Linked DNA regions of Homo sapiens: regions 1 and 3 are each linked to region 2. A link is a contact called in ENCODE Hi-C or POLR2A ChIA-PET data. All regions are on one chromosome and are shown on one strand. The core of a region is the stretch at or near the end of the contact, and the rest is flanking DNA. Distances in the headings are between cores, read along the strand shown.

Region 1 (4,347 bases), core at 933-3,432, 59 kb before region 2:
CACGAGAATCGCTTGAACCCAGGGTGGGGAGGTTGCAGTGAGCCAATATCGTGCCCCTGCACTCCAGCTGGGCAACGGAGTGAAACTGTGTCTCAAAAAATAAAATACAAATAAAAATAAATAAACAGTGCTTTCTGTGACCCCAGTGAATTTCCATGACCCTTTTGGTCCTACCTTGATATGAGGGAACATGCTCAGAGAGGTGAAGGGATTTGCCCAAGGTCACACAGCAGAGGGGCTGAGCCTGGAAGAACTTTCCATCCAGCACAATCAAGGAAGCCTTCTCTCCACTTCCATGTTTACCATAGTCAAGAGCAACACAGCCCAGGAGGGGCCTCCAGAGGCCAAAGCCCCCTCCCCATGCTGGGCCTCGCTCCTGCCCCTCCTCGCCTGAACAGTTCTGTCATGTCCTCTTGATTCTGCTATGCAGGGCCAAAAACATGAGTGAGTCAGCAAAGAACGGGTCACCAGATCCAAGAGTCCCGGCAGCCCCCGAGGCCAGCCACAAAGCTTCAGTTCCCTCCACAGATGCCAGCTCACTCTGTGGCCTCCTCTCTCTGGGAGCCTTCCCAGATTTACCCCAACCAGTGCCCCTGTGTCTGTGCAAATATCTCCCCCAAATCTCACGTCTACTTGATGTACCCCCCAAGTGCCACCAGAATGGGGGTGTCCTCGGCATCCTGTGTCTCCCTAACACCTGCAGAAGCCAATGGATGCCAGTAAAATGGATAGGGGCTAAAGTGGGAGGAGGCCCTTTCTGCTGCAGGGGGCAGTGTGGTCTGAGCACAGACCACATCCTGGGCACATCCTAGTGCTAGGGTTCCCTAGCATCATCTGGACACTAGGATATGACGGATGCACCCCGGGTTCCCTAGGATCCCCCAGCACAGCCTGATCCAGCGTCTGGGCCCTGCTGACAAGGCTTTGAAGCTGATCCTTCCCACTCCCACTGACTCTGATTTCTCTTCTATCGCTGTCTGTGTTTCCCACTGAGTAGAGACAGCTGCTCAGCTGTGTCCCTAAGGCCAACCATCAGGGTAATGAATAAATGAATGGGCACAAGCCCTTGTACAGAACTTGCAGCACATGACCACCCAACTAGAGCACATCCTCAAAATCTGGGCCACAGATGGGGAAACGGGAGCCCAGACAGGCGGAGGAGTTAGGTGAGACTCACACATCAGAATGACAGCCTGGGTTCCAGCAATAAAGATGGTGAGCATGGCTGCCAAACACGGCATCCAGCCAAGGACTTCCCCTTGGACCAGGACACAGAAGACAAGGGAGGAGCAGAGCCCTAGCAGGATACTAAATGGGTCTATGTGACTTTAGGGACCCTCTGCTTTTGGACTAGCCTGGAACCCAGGTTCAGTCCTGCTGACCTGGCACTGGAAGGGAGGCAGGGTGCTGGCACCCACGAGCAAGCCACAGCCAAGCAGGTAAGAATTAGTCTCCTGCTGAGTTCTCATCACCCCTCAGGCCTGGGGACAGGGGGCTGGCCTCCATGGGGTGAGGAGGCAAAGTCTAGGGAAGGGAGCAGGTCCCCGTGAGGATAGAATTTACCCACCAGCCATGGACCTGATCCAGATGCAGGCACTGCGGCCTCGGTGGTAGGGAACTGGCTTCTTGGGGACAGAAGTACTGTCACCACTGGCTGAAGGCAAGGGACTGGCCCCATGAGGTGAGGGATGCCGCAGTAGCCAGCTCCCAAACAGGGTACTTGGCCCGCAGGGCGGTGCTGCAGCCTCGGGAGTAGCTGACCCCCAGAGAAACGGGCGTTCCCACCCGGCAAGAGGCCGGTCCCGGGAACAGGCGAGGTCCGGCGCCCACGCATCCCCCTCCCCCGATGGCCCCGCGTGGGGATAAGCCAACCCTTACCCAGTCTCGCGGATGGCGTTGGTGAGGTTGGCCCAGGCCACGGCGTCAGGGTGGCGTCCGTCCACCATAAGCAGCTGGCCCGCCGAGACGTCCAGGAGCACCGAGCGGCTGCGGGAGGCTGGAGGGACCTGCCCATCGCGCGCCCAGCGGCCCCCCGGCGCTGGGATCGCCCCCGCCAGGCCGCTCAGGAACGGCCCGACCAGCAGGGCCAGCACCAGGGCCAGCGCCAGCGCCCGCGTCAGCGCCCGGGCCAGGTGGCTGCCGGGGTAGCAGTACATCTGGCCCACCATGACCGCACAATGCTGCGCCCCGCAGCCCGGGTCACGTGACTGCGCTCTGCCATGGGCGGGGCCGAGGGCGGGCGGGGCCGGGCTTGGGCTGAGCCTTTCCGGGATGGGAGGGGCTGGCGCGAGGGGAGGCCTACGGGGCGGGACCCACCTTAAAGAGCCCGGCCGCCCCTTCCACCTACGCAAACCCGGTTTAGCACACTTCCCCAAGTTTTTTTTTTTTTTTTTTTTTGAGACAAGACAAAACCTCCATATGTCGCCCAGACTGGAGTGCAGTGACGCGATCTCGGCTCATTGCCACCTCCGCCTCCCGGGTTCAAGCGATTCTCCTGCCTCATCCTCCTGAGTAGGTGGGATTACAGGCGCGCACCACCACGCCCAGCTGATTTATGTAATTTCAGTACAGACGGGGTTTCGCCATGTTGGCCAGGCTGGTCTTGAACTCCTGACCTCAGGTGATCCGCCTGCCTCAGCCTCCCAAAGTGCTGGGATTACAGGGGTGAGCCACCGCGCCCGGCCAGATTTATTTAATGGTATTTGCCATTTATTTAATACAGTTATCTAATGCAGTCTTTATTCCAACTTTTCCCATTGTCCCTCAAATACCCTTTTTACATGTGTGTGGGAAAAAGCTGTCTAACTACTACTCAAAACCTAGATGCCGTCGGGCGCGGTGGCTCACGCCTGTAATCCCAACACTCCAGGAGGCCAGGGCGGGCGAGTTCAGGAGTTCAAGACCAGCCTGGGCAACATGGTGAAACCCCCGTCTCTACTAAAAATACAAAAAAGTAGCCGGACGCAGTGAGGCGCGCCTATAGTCCCAGCTACTCGGGAGACTGAGGTAGGAAAATCACCTGAGCCCGGAAGGTCGAGGCTGCAGAGAGTCGAGATTGCACCACTGCACTCCAGCCTGAGCAACCAGAATGAGACCTTGTCTCAAAAGAAAAAAAAAAAAAAAAAAACCTAGATGCAATAAAAGATTAATGCATTTGACTGTATAAATTTTTTAACTTTTTCATGTCAAAAAACTCAATAAGCAAAGTCAAAAGACATCTGACAGACCAGGAGAAACTATTTGCAACATATATCATATATATACATTACATATATATATGTATATATATCTCAACATATATCATATAATATATCAGGAACTCTTAAAATTTGAGAGGGAAGGCCAGGTGAGTGGTTCATGCCTGTAATCACAGCACTTTGGGTGGCCAAGGTGGGAGGAATGCTTGAGCCCAGGAGTTTGAGACCAGCCTAGGAAACCTGGCAAGACTCTGTCTCTATAAAATATAAAAATTAGCTGAGCTTGGTGGTGCACACCTGTAGTCCTGTTGTGGGAAACTGAGGAACGGAGAGACCAATATGAGAGAACAGGAGGATGTTTATTTCAACGTACGCACTGGCTCAGTGGATTCACATCCAAAAAGCTGAGCCTAGAACAAAGATATTGTGGGGTTTTTATAAGCAAGCTTAGAAAGGTAAAACAAAAGTAGTTAATCATATAGTGCATAACTTGTGGCCTTGCATAGCTGGTGGCCTTGTAGCTGCATCAAAAGTAAAACAAGAACTGGCTAAATAGAGAGGTTTGTAAAACATAGTCATGCTTAAGAGACCAAGGAAAGGAATAGCAATAAAATAATTTGTCTTTCTCTCTTTTTTTTCCTTCAACCTTGCTCTGGAGGCGGGCGGTGGGGTGGAGGGCGGGGTCTGGAGCCCAGTCCTCTGGCCTTGGCTTTTCGGACAGCGTTATCTTATAACTGTCCTTGAAGTGAGCTGCTAAGCAGAGGAAAACTTGTTCTTCTTCTTTTTTAACCCTTGCCTTGCCACATTCTGGGCCTTAGCTCTTACTTCTCTTGGAGTGAATATATGTAGTACTTATTATTATTATTATTTTAATTTCTGCCTCAGTCCCAGCTACTGGGAGGCCGAGGGGGGAGGATTGCTTGAGCCTAGGAAGTCGAGGCTACAGTGAGTTGCACTACAGCCTGGGCAACAGAGCAAGAAGTTGTCAAAAAGGAAAGAGAGAGAGAGAGAGAGAAAGAGAGAGAAAAGGAAGGAAGGAAGGGAGGGAGGGAGGGAAAGGGAAGGAAGGGAAGGAAGAAAGGAAGGAAGGAAGGAAGGAAGGAAGGAAGGAAGGAAGAAAGAAAGAAAGAAAGAAAGAAAGAAAGAAAGA
Region 2 (3,954 bases), core at 78-2,577:
CTCGCTGCAGCCTCCACCTCCCAGGTTCAAGTGATTCTCCTGCCTCAGCCTCCCGAGTAGCTGGGATTACAGGCATGTGCTACCACACCTGGCTAATTTTGGTATTTTTAATAGAGACGGGGTTTCACCATGTTGGTCAGGCTGGTCTCGAACTCCTAACTTCAAGTGATCTGCCCGCTTTGGCCTCCCAAAGTGTTGGGATTACAGGCCTGAGCCACCCTGCCCGGCCTAACGCATCCATATTGTTTCTTGATGCATTTCACAGTAAGTGGTGAACATCCGCTTGTGCATGTCGTTGACTAGAGTTCAGCATTAAAAACAGAGGGAATTATAATGACATCTGACTCGAGGCAGGGGAGAGGCACCCAGGCAGGTGGACCTGGCTGAAGTTGGAAGAGAAGGTTCCTTTTCCCTGCTGTTTCTGCGTCTGGAAACTTCTGGGGCCACGTCTGGGTAACTTCAGGGTGGGGCATGCCATCCCACAGGGCAGGCCGGGCTGCTGCAGGCCAGTCTTCCTTAAGTGGCCCCCAGCTGGTGCCCTCAAACACTGTTGAGGCTGCATTGTTGTTGTTGTTGTTGTTGTTATTTTATTTATTTTTTGAGACAGAGTCTTACTCCATCACCCAAGCTGGAGTGCAGTAGCACGATGTCGGCTTACTGCAACCTCCGCCTCCTGAGTTCAAGTGATTCTCCTGCCTCAGCCTCCCCAGTAGCACACTGCCATGTCTGGCTAATTTTTGTATTTTTAGTAGATACAGGGTTTCACTGTATTGGCCAGTGGTCTCGAACTCCTGGCCAATACAGGTCGAACTCCTGACCTCAGGTGATCCACCTGCCTCAGCCTCCCAAAGTGCTGGAATTACAGGCATGAGCCACTGTGCTCGGCTGAGATTGCATTGTTGTTGAGGGTGCATTGTTGTTGAGGGTGCATTGTTGTTGAGGCTGGATTGTTGTTGAGGCTGCATTGTTGCTGAGGCTGCATTGTTGCTGAGGCTGCATTGTTGTTGAGGCTGCATTGTTGTTGAGGCTGCATTGTTGTGTTGGCCACAGACGGGGCGGGGCCTGTGACGGGCAGTGACTCAGCCTCTCTCCCCTCATTCTTCCACAGCTGGAGCCAGACGGACTGCTGGTGTGGGTCCTGGCAGGCGCCCTGGGGCTCAGCCTCGTCTTCTCCCTGGTCTCAGTCCCATTGCAGTGCTTCCAGCTCAGCAGAGTCTATGGCTTCTGCCTGCTCCTCTTCTACCTGAACTTCCTTGTCGTGGCCCTCCTCACTGAATTTGGAGTGATTCACCTGAAAAGCATGTGACTGAAGCCGCTTAGTGCTGTGGCCTCACTGCAGGCAGGAGCCCCGCCCCTCCTGCCGGGGGAGGCCCAGGGACCGGAGCATTTCTGCAAGGCCCTTGTGGGCACGAGAGTGCGGCCCTTGCTGCTGGAGATCTGAGGTCACTGCTGTGAGCTGGGAGAACTGCTGTGTACCTCTTGCTGCCAGCACCCAACAGCCTTGCCGTGGGGACCTTGGAAACCTGGCTTTGCTCTGGACAAAGGGTTCCAGAGAGAAGCTAGAAGTCCCCCTTGAATGACCCCCAGAGCCCCTCTGAGAAGGGCTGGAGTTTGGGGGAAGGGGATGGCTGGATGTGCTCCAGGCCATGCTGGAGGTACCCCCGAGGCACAGGCACTGCCCGTTCCCCTTGCCTGGGCTTCAGGCCTTCTGGCACCTTCTCAGGACACAAGTGGCTGCCCAACCCTGACTCAGAGAATGAGGGTGGCTTGGACCCCTGGGAATCAGGCCGCCGAGGGCTGAGCTCCAGAGCCGCACCATCTGCCACAAACAGAATTCGAGACATACTTAATTTTGAATTTCTCCTTGCCACGTTAATAAAGCCAAAAGCAGCGGGTGCTATTCGTGGCAACACACTTCACTGAACCCACTTGCTTCCAAAACGATGCCAGCCCGAGGCACTGCTACGCCAGCAGCTGCCACATGGGATGGTGGCTCAGGCGCTCCCTCCAGGATTCTGCCCCTGCCTGTCCACAGACTCCTTTGTGCTGGAACCTGGGCTCCTCCAGCTGCCAGGCAGGAGTCGGTAGGACTGTGCCTGTGCCTCCCTCAGCGGGGCCCTGGGCGGGGTTCCAAGGCCTGCGAGCTGGGAAAGGACAGATGAGGGGACCTCGTGCCTTCTTGCTGTCATGCAATGACCCCGCCTTATGTTGCCGAAATAAGCAACTCTTAGGTTTGCCTGACTGCCTTATGCTGGTAAAGAAAAGGGATTCAACTGTCTCTTTTCCAAATAAAAAAAAAGTCAAAATTTCAAGTGTAGAGAAAATGACACCCCCAACTTTTACCAGTTCTTCCTCACCTGGGGCCAGTGCCAAGTGGCTGACCCCAGGGCACAGCTCGGGGTGGGGCTGAGGCAGGATCAGGAATGGCCATGGCCTTGGATGGGGCCACTCTCCCGACAATACCCAAAGCCACAGAAGTCAAGAGGCAGCAGCCATGTTTACAAAGCAGAGGCTCTTTTAGTAATGTGCTAGAAATCCAGAGACACAATGGGTTTTCTAGGAAACAAACCACCAGTGTACAAAACCGTACAGCATTGCTCCCGTGATCCGTACAAAATGATTGTCCGCATGGTGGAGTAAGGCTGGGGCTGTGGGAGGGGAAGCGAGGAGCTGAGGAGGGGCACAGTTCTATTGCCACCACCACCAGGCTGTGCCCCTGGCCGCCAGTGGGTGCCACTTGGGTGCACTCAACTATGACATCAAGGATGAGAGGGCATCTGAGCTAGATCACATCCCAGGGCCCACAGAGCTCACAGCCTGTGGGGGGACCCCAACTCCCTGCTGGGTGGGGCCAGGCATAACCTGGGGATAGCTGTCCCTAACCTCAATGACAAGGGCACCCACCCTGGCTGGACTCCCGTCTGTTGACACTGCTGCCATTGGGTATTTGTCAGGTCCTGGCCAAAACCAGGTCCTTTCTCAGGACAGGGTTGGGCAGATGGACACATTAACTCGCTCTGGACAGGGCCGAGATCCCACTCCTCCTGGAATAGGCCCCCCCACCTCGGGGCCTTGACTCCCCTGGGCAGACCCCGGGGTGCTGCTGGCCCCTCCACGTTTCCACCCCTGGGGAGGAAGAAGGGCCCAGGCGAGGCCCAGATGCTCAGGTCAGAGACTCACACCTTTAGAAGCTGTCCCCTGACCCTTGCTTCCAAAACGCCCATTTCAACACACAAAAGCTAAAAGGCACCCAATTGTGCAATAAAGTTCCCTCTCTGTGAAAGGGAGGGGGTTCTGGCCTGGGGCTCGATGTGGAGCTCCTGCTGATGGCCCATGGCCCTCCAGAGAGGAAGAGGACAAAGCCAGTCTGACTCCCGGGGGAATCACAGTGAGTCTCAATAATGTGTTGCTTTCCCAAAGGGCTGTGCTTTAAAAACAAACACCTGCTACTTGTCCAACTCCCCTGACCTGGGAAGGGGGGAAGGGGAGAACCATGCCGTGCTGGCTATGGGACCCAGCTTGGCCTTGGAGGTGGTTGGGAGGAGGGGGTGGGGGACCAGGTACTGCTCCCCTGGGGTCGGGTGCCACCCTGCCCGTTCTGTGGCTGGGAAGAGGACAAGGCCAGAGGGAGGCTCTGTCCACCTGCCTTCTGAAGTCACAGGAAGCAGGCACCAGAGGGCCGGGGCTGGCCAGGAATGCCCAGCAGTGCACTCCTTGCCCTTCGCACCCTCCATCCTGCCACTGCGGCTCCTGCTGCAGAACCTATGCTGTGTTCCGTTCTGTGGCCCAGGGAAGCGGAACCAAAGCGACCTCTGCACTGACCCTGCCTCTGTGGCAGGGTCACTGCAGCTGGCAACCCTCCTACCTCCACCACGCTCAGATGTCATACAGGGCTCCTACAGGGTACCATGGTGGGAGGAGGGGTGGCGACGTTAACTGAGGTTCATCTGAACC
Region 3 (3,786 bases), core at 1,287-3,786, 35 kb before region 2:
GTGGCACACGACTGTAGTCACAGCTACTTGGGAAGCTGAGGCGGGAGGATCGCTTGAGCCCAGGAGGTCAAGGATGCAGTGAGCCAAGATCACACCACTGCATTCTAGCCTGGGTGACAGAAGGAGACCCTGTCTCAAAAAAGATAAGGAAAAACATCTGGAAGGACCTCAGGAGGTTGGTACTAGTATCACTCCCATTTCACCAAGGGGGAAACTGAGGCTCAAAGAGAGGCTCTAAGTGTTTATAGAAGGTCCTACAGAAACCTGATGTTCTGCGATTCCAAACACATCATGCTCCAGATCACAATGTCACCTGCCCAGAGGTGGGAATTAGAGGTGTGCTCTGAAGGTGGGGAGCCCTGTGGCCATGTGGAGGGGTTGGGGGGAGGGTGGAAGACCCCCTAGTGGCGGTGACCTCTGAGCTGAGCCTGACAACATGAGTAAGAGTTTGTCAGGTGGAAAAGAGATAGGGTGTCATCAGGGCAGGGGGCTCGGAAGGAGCAGAGGCAGGTGGCTGTGAGCAAGAGGCCGATACGTTCAGGGAACAGGGAGCACTACTGGGCAGGAGGTGGAGGTAGGGGTGAAAGACGATTTCAGAAAGGTGTGCTAGGGCTGGATGCTGAAGGGCCTTGAATGCCAGGCTTGGCGTTGGGCCTGGGTCCTGCCCATGACGAGGAAGCAGGTCCTACCGTAAGGATAAGAGATGGGGTGACTAGATGCATGCTAATGGCAGAAGTGGGGCTGCAGGCAGGAGTGGCCTGGGAGGACACACTCCAGCCTTAAGGACCCCAGGTCCAGGCCCCATGCCTGCCTCCTCCCATTCCCCCATCCCCCCAACAGAAGAAAAGGCAGGATGAACAGAGCTTCCCCAGGAGGCTGGGAAACTGGAAATAGGGGGAGATACTGGTACATCCATCAGCAGATCACTAACTCCTCGGTCTTGATTTGTTTGCCACCTTCTTTTAAAAACGATGCTATGTGCCCCCTTCGGCAGCACATATACTAAAATTGGAACAATACAGAGATTAGCAAAAAGAAAAGGGAAAAAATTAAATACAAATTTTAAATATTAGATAAAAAGGTGGGCATGGTGGCTCACACCTGTAATCCAAGCACTTTTGTTACAGGAAAGGGGTCCTGATCCAGACCCTAAGATAGGGTTCTTGGATCTCGCGCAAGAACGAATTCAGGGTGATTCCATAGAGTAAAGTGAAAGCAAGTTTATTGAGAAAGTAAAGGAATAAAAGAATGGCTACTCCATAGGCAGAACAGCCCTGAGGGCTGCTGGTTGCCCATTTTTATGGTTATTTCTTGATGATATGCTAAACAAGGGGTGGATTATCTATGTTTCCCCTTTTTAGACCATATAGGGTAACTTCCTGACGTTGCCATGGCATTTGTAAACTGCCATGGCGCTGATGGGAGTGCAGCAGTGAGGACAACCAGAGGTCATTCTTGTCACCATCTTGGTTTTGGTGGGTTTGGGCTGGCTCCTTTACTGCAACCTGTTTTATCAGCAAGGTCTTTATGATAACCTGTATCTTGTGCCCACCTTCTATCTCAACCTGTGACTTAGAATGCCTTAACCGTCTGGGAATGCAGCCCAGTAGGTCTCAGCCTCATTTTACCCAGCCCCACTCGAGATGGAGTTGCTCTGGTTTACACAGCTCTGACACTTTGGGAGGCAGAGGCAGAAGGATCGCTTGAGACCAGGAGTTTGAGACCAACTTGGGCAACATATAGAGACCTCGTCTCTATAAAAAATTTTAAAAACTAGCCTGGTTTGGTGGCACACACCTGTGGTCTCAGCTACGTGGGAGGCTGAGGCGGGAGGATTATATAAGCCCAGGAGTTCGTGACCAGTTTGACCAACATAGTAAGAACATTTTACAAAAAATGAACAAAATTAGCCGGGCATGATGGCACTTGCCTGCAGTCCCAGCTACTTGGGAGGCCGAGGTGGGAGGATTGCTTGAGCCTCGGAGGTCGAGGCTTTAGTGAGCCGTGACAGCTGCTACTGCATTCCAGCCTGGGCGATAGAGTGAGACCCTGGCTTAAAAAATTAAAATTTAAATTAAAAAAAAAAAGCTATGCTACTAGAGGGGAATGTTGAACCCAATTAGGATCTCAGAAGGATTTCAGTGAAACCGCGAGAACTTTCCTGGGCAGGGTGGGGCTTTCTCCACCTGGGATTTTCCCAAACCTCTTTGTCACCATTCATTACCAGGAGCAGCTTGACACCCTCTGGTTCCTCTACCCTCGGGAAATGAACCTCCTAGTTTCACCCTCTAAATGTCCCTCTCCGGCTTCCTGCAGTCCTTACCCATCGGCTTGTATCTCAGTTTCAAAGCGGAGGGAGAGGACGGTGGAGAGTGGGAAGACCCTACGAAGCTCCCCGGGAGCTGTACCTTTAAGGGCAGGGGCGGGGCGAGCCCCGAGGGGGCGTGTCCTGAGGGCGTGGCCGAGACCGGGGCGGGGCGAGCCGGGGCGGGCCCGGACGGGAAGAGTAGGGGCCCGGACGCTGCAGCAGGCGGGGCACCCGGACTGGCGGCTTCGCTGGCGCAAGGTCGGTCCGGCGGCCAGGGACCTGGAAGGCTGCGAGGCCCTGCGAGGTCGAGGTTCGGAGTTTGCTGGTCCCAGGCCCGGCCCGAGGTAAGAAAGAGCCGCCTCCCCGCACGGCCGGAGGACCCGGGCGCCCCGAGTTCGACTTCTCAGCCTCCGTCCGGACGGGAAACGGAGCACGGAGATGTTCCTGAGGTCTCTTTCCTGGGAAGCGCAGCCCCGATTTCCCGCCCCTGTCCCTTAGCAGGTCGGCGACCATCCGAGCGCTGGGCATCGGCCCACGCGTACAGAAGGCGCTCAATAAATGCTCACTAGTGAATCAGTAAAATAAATCGGCAGCAAAGAGAGACGAGACGCATGCTGATCTTCAGGTGTTGGGGACATCAGGGACGCGAACATTTATTGAGCTCTTATTGTATACCGCGTCGGCCAGCATTTGTGTCCATTTCACACATGAGGAATAAGAGGCCCAGAGAGGTGAAGTGACTTCCTTAAGGCCACACAGATAGTAAGTGGCCGAGACGAATTTGAAACCAGGGGTGTCCTGTTTGAACTTGGTGCCAAATAGAGTAACTCGGACTCCAGTTGGAGGGGTTCGGGAGAACCATAGAAGAGGAAGGGCCGTGTCTTCCGTGGACAGGTAAGGAACCTGGCTGGGACAGGCGCCTTTCTGACCTCTCTTCCCCTCCCTACCTCCTCTCCCTCCCCTCAGGCTGCCAGTACATTGAGAAACACCTGCGCAGACTTAAAGAAAAAAACGTTTTTATGGGGTTTGGTTTCCTGATTGCAAAAATAAGACATACTCATCGTAGAACACATGAAAAAGCCAAAACAGGAAATTTAGTTTGCTGAGGACTTTTGTTTTTCCAGTTTAATTCCTTTGAAATATATTGAAGCCATTTTGGCCCTGGTCTTGAGGGAAGAGGCACATGGTGGTGACCAGCCCGGCCCCACTGCTAACCCGCGGTCTTTGAGCAACTCAACTTCCTTCTTGCCCTTAAGTTCCCTGTCGGAGGGGCTGTGGGCTCTGTGACCCTCTTGCTGTGTGACCTTGGGCAGGTTCTGGAATTCCTCTGCTGGGTGTGGTGGCTCACGCCTGTAGTCCCAGCACTTTGAGAGGTCAAGGCCGGCAGATCACTTGAGGCTAGGAGTTCCAGACCAGCCTGGCCAACATGGCGAAACCCCGTCTCCGTTAAAAATACAAAAATTAGCTGGGCATGGTGG

What was found. A loop is a pair of places that touch in the nucleus more often than their neighbours do. ChIA-PET counts read pairs that join two places held with the same protein, here RNA polymerase II (POLR2A). Pooled maps may share reads with other maps.
Region 1: a loop to region 2 is called in a map of ascending aorta, with 8 times the contacts of the local background. The contact joins the promoter of PLBD2 here to the enhancer-like site in region 2. A Hi-C loop is called at or near these places in 1 of 168 maps with a recorded cell type or tissue (ascending aorta) and 4 of 50 pooled maps. POLR2A ChIA-PET finds 5 or more read pairs at or near these places in 9 of 52 experiments (A673, AG04450, GM12878 and 5 more).
Region 3: a map of Caco-2 shows a loop between it and region 2 (8-fold over the local background). The contact joins the promoter of SLC8B1 here to the enhancer-like site in region 2. A Hi-C loop is called at or near these places in 2 of 168 maps with a recorded cell type or tissue (Caco-2 and endothelial cell of hepatic sinusoid) and 3 of 50 pooled maps. POLR2A ChIA-PET finds 5 or more read pairs at or near these places in 14 of 52 experiments (AG04450, GM10248, GM12878 and 9 more).

Annotation. Positions count from the first base shown.
Region 1 is chr12:113,356,422-113,360,768 of GRCh38, reverse strand. PLBD2 (phospholipase B domain containing 2) reads right to left here and starts at 2,182. Exons shown (of 12, transcript NM_173542.4): 1 at 1,879-2,182. The coding sequence starts at 2,168. It overlaps LOC105369989 (a long non-coding RNA gene), which reads left to right and starts at 1,259. Exons shown (of 3, transcript XR_945346.3): 1 at 1,259-1,439. RefSeq lists an enhancer at 924-1,423 and silencers at 1,759-1,818, 1,869-2,368.
Region 2 is chr12:113,297,129-113,301,082 of GRCh38, reverse strand. It overlaps TPCN1 (two pore segment channel 1), which reads right to left. Exons shown (of 28, transcript NM_017901.6): 28 at 2,498-3,954. It overlaps SLC8B1 (solute carrier family 8 member B1), which reads left to right. Exons shown (of 16, transcript NM_001358345.2): 16 at 1,109-2,312. The coding sequence ends at 1,306. Among named protein-coding and RNA genes, the nearest start is that of MIR6762, 7.6 kb to the right of the region's middle. RefSeq lists a silencer at 965-1,259 and enhancers at 1,298-1,993, 1,994-2,691. Within about 2 kb of position 1,327, at least 29 of the 41 ENCODE cell types and tissues checked have a DNase peak (open chromatin) inside an H3K27ac peak, as active enhancers do; they include PC-9 and ascending aorta, where a contact is called at or near this core.
Region 3 is chr12:113,333,859-113,337,644 of GRCh38, reverse strand. It overlaps SLC8B1 (solute carrier family 8 member B1), which reads left to right and starts at 2,536. Exons shown (of 16, transcript NM_001358345.2): 1 at 2,536-3,202. RefSeq lists a silencer at 2,326-2,615.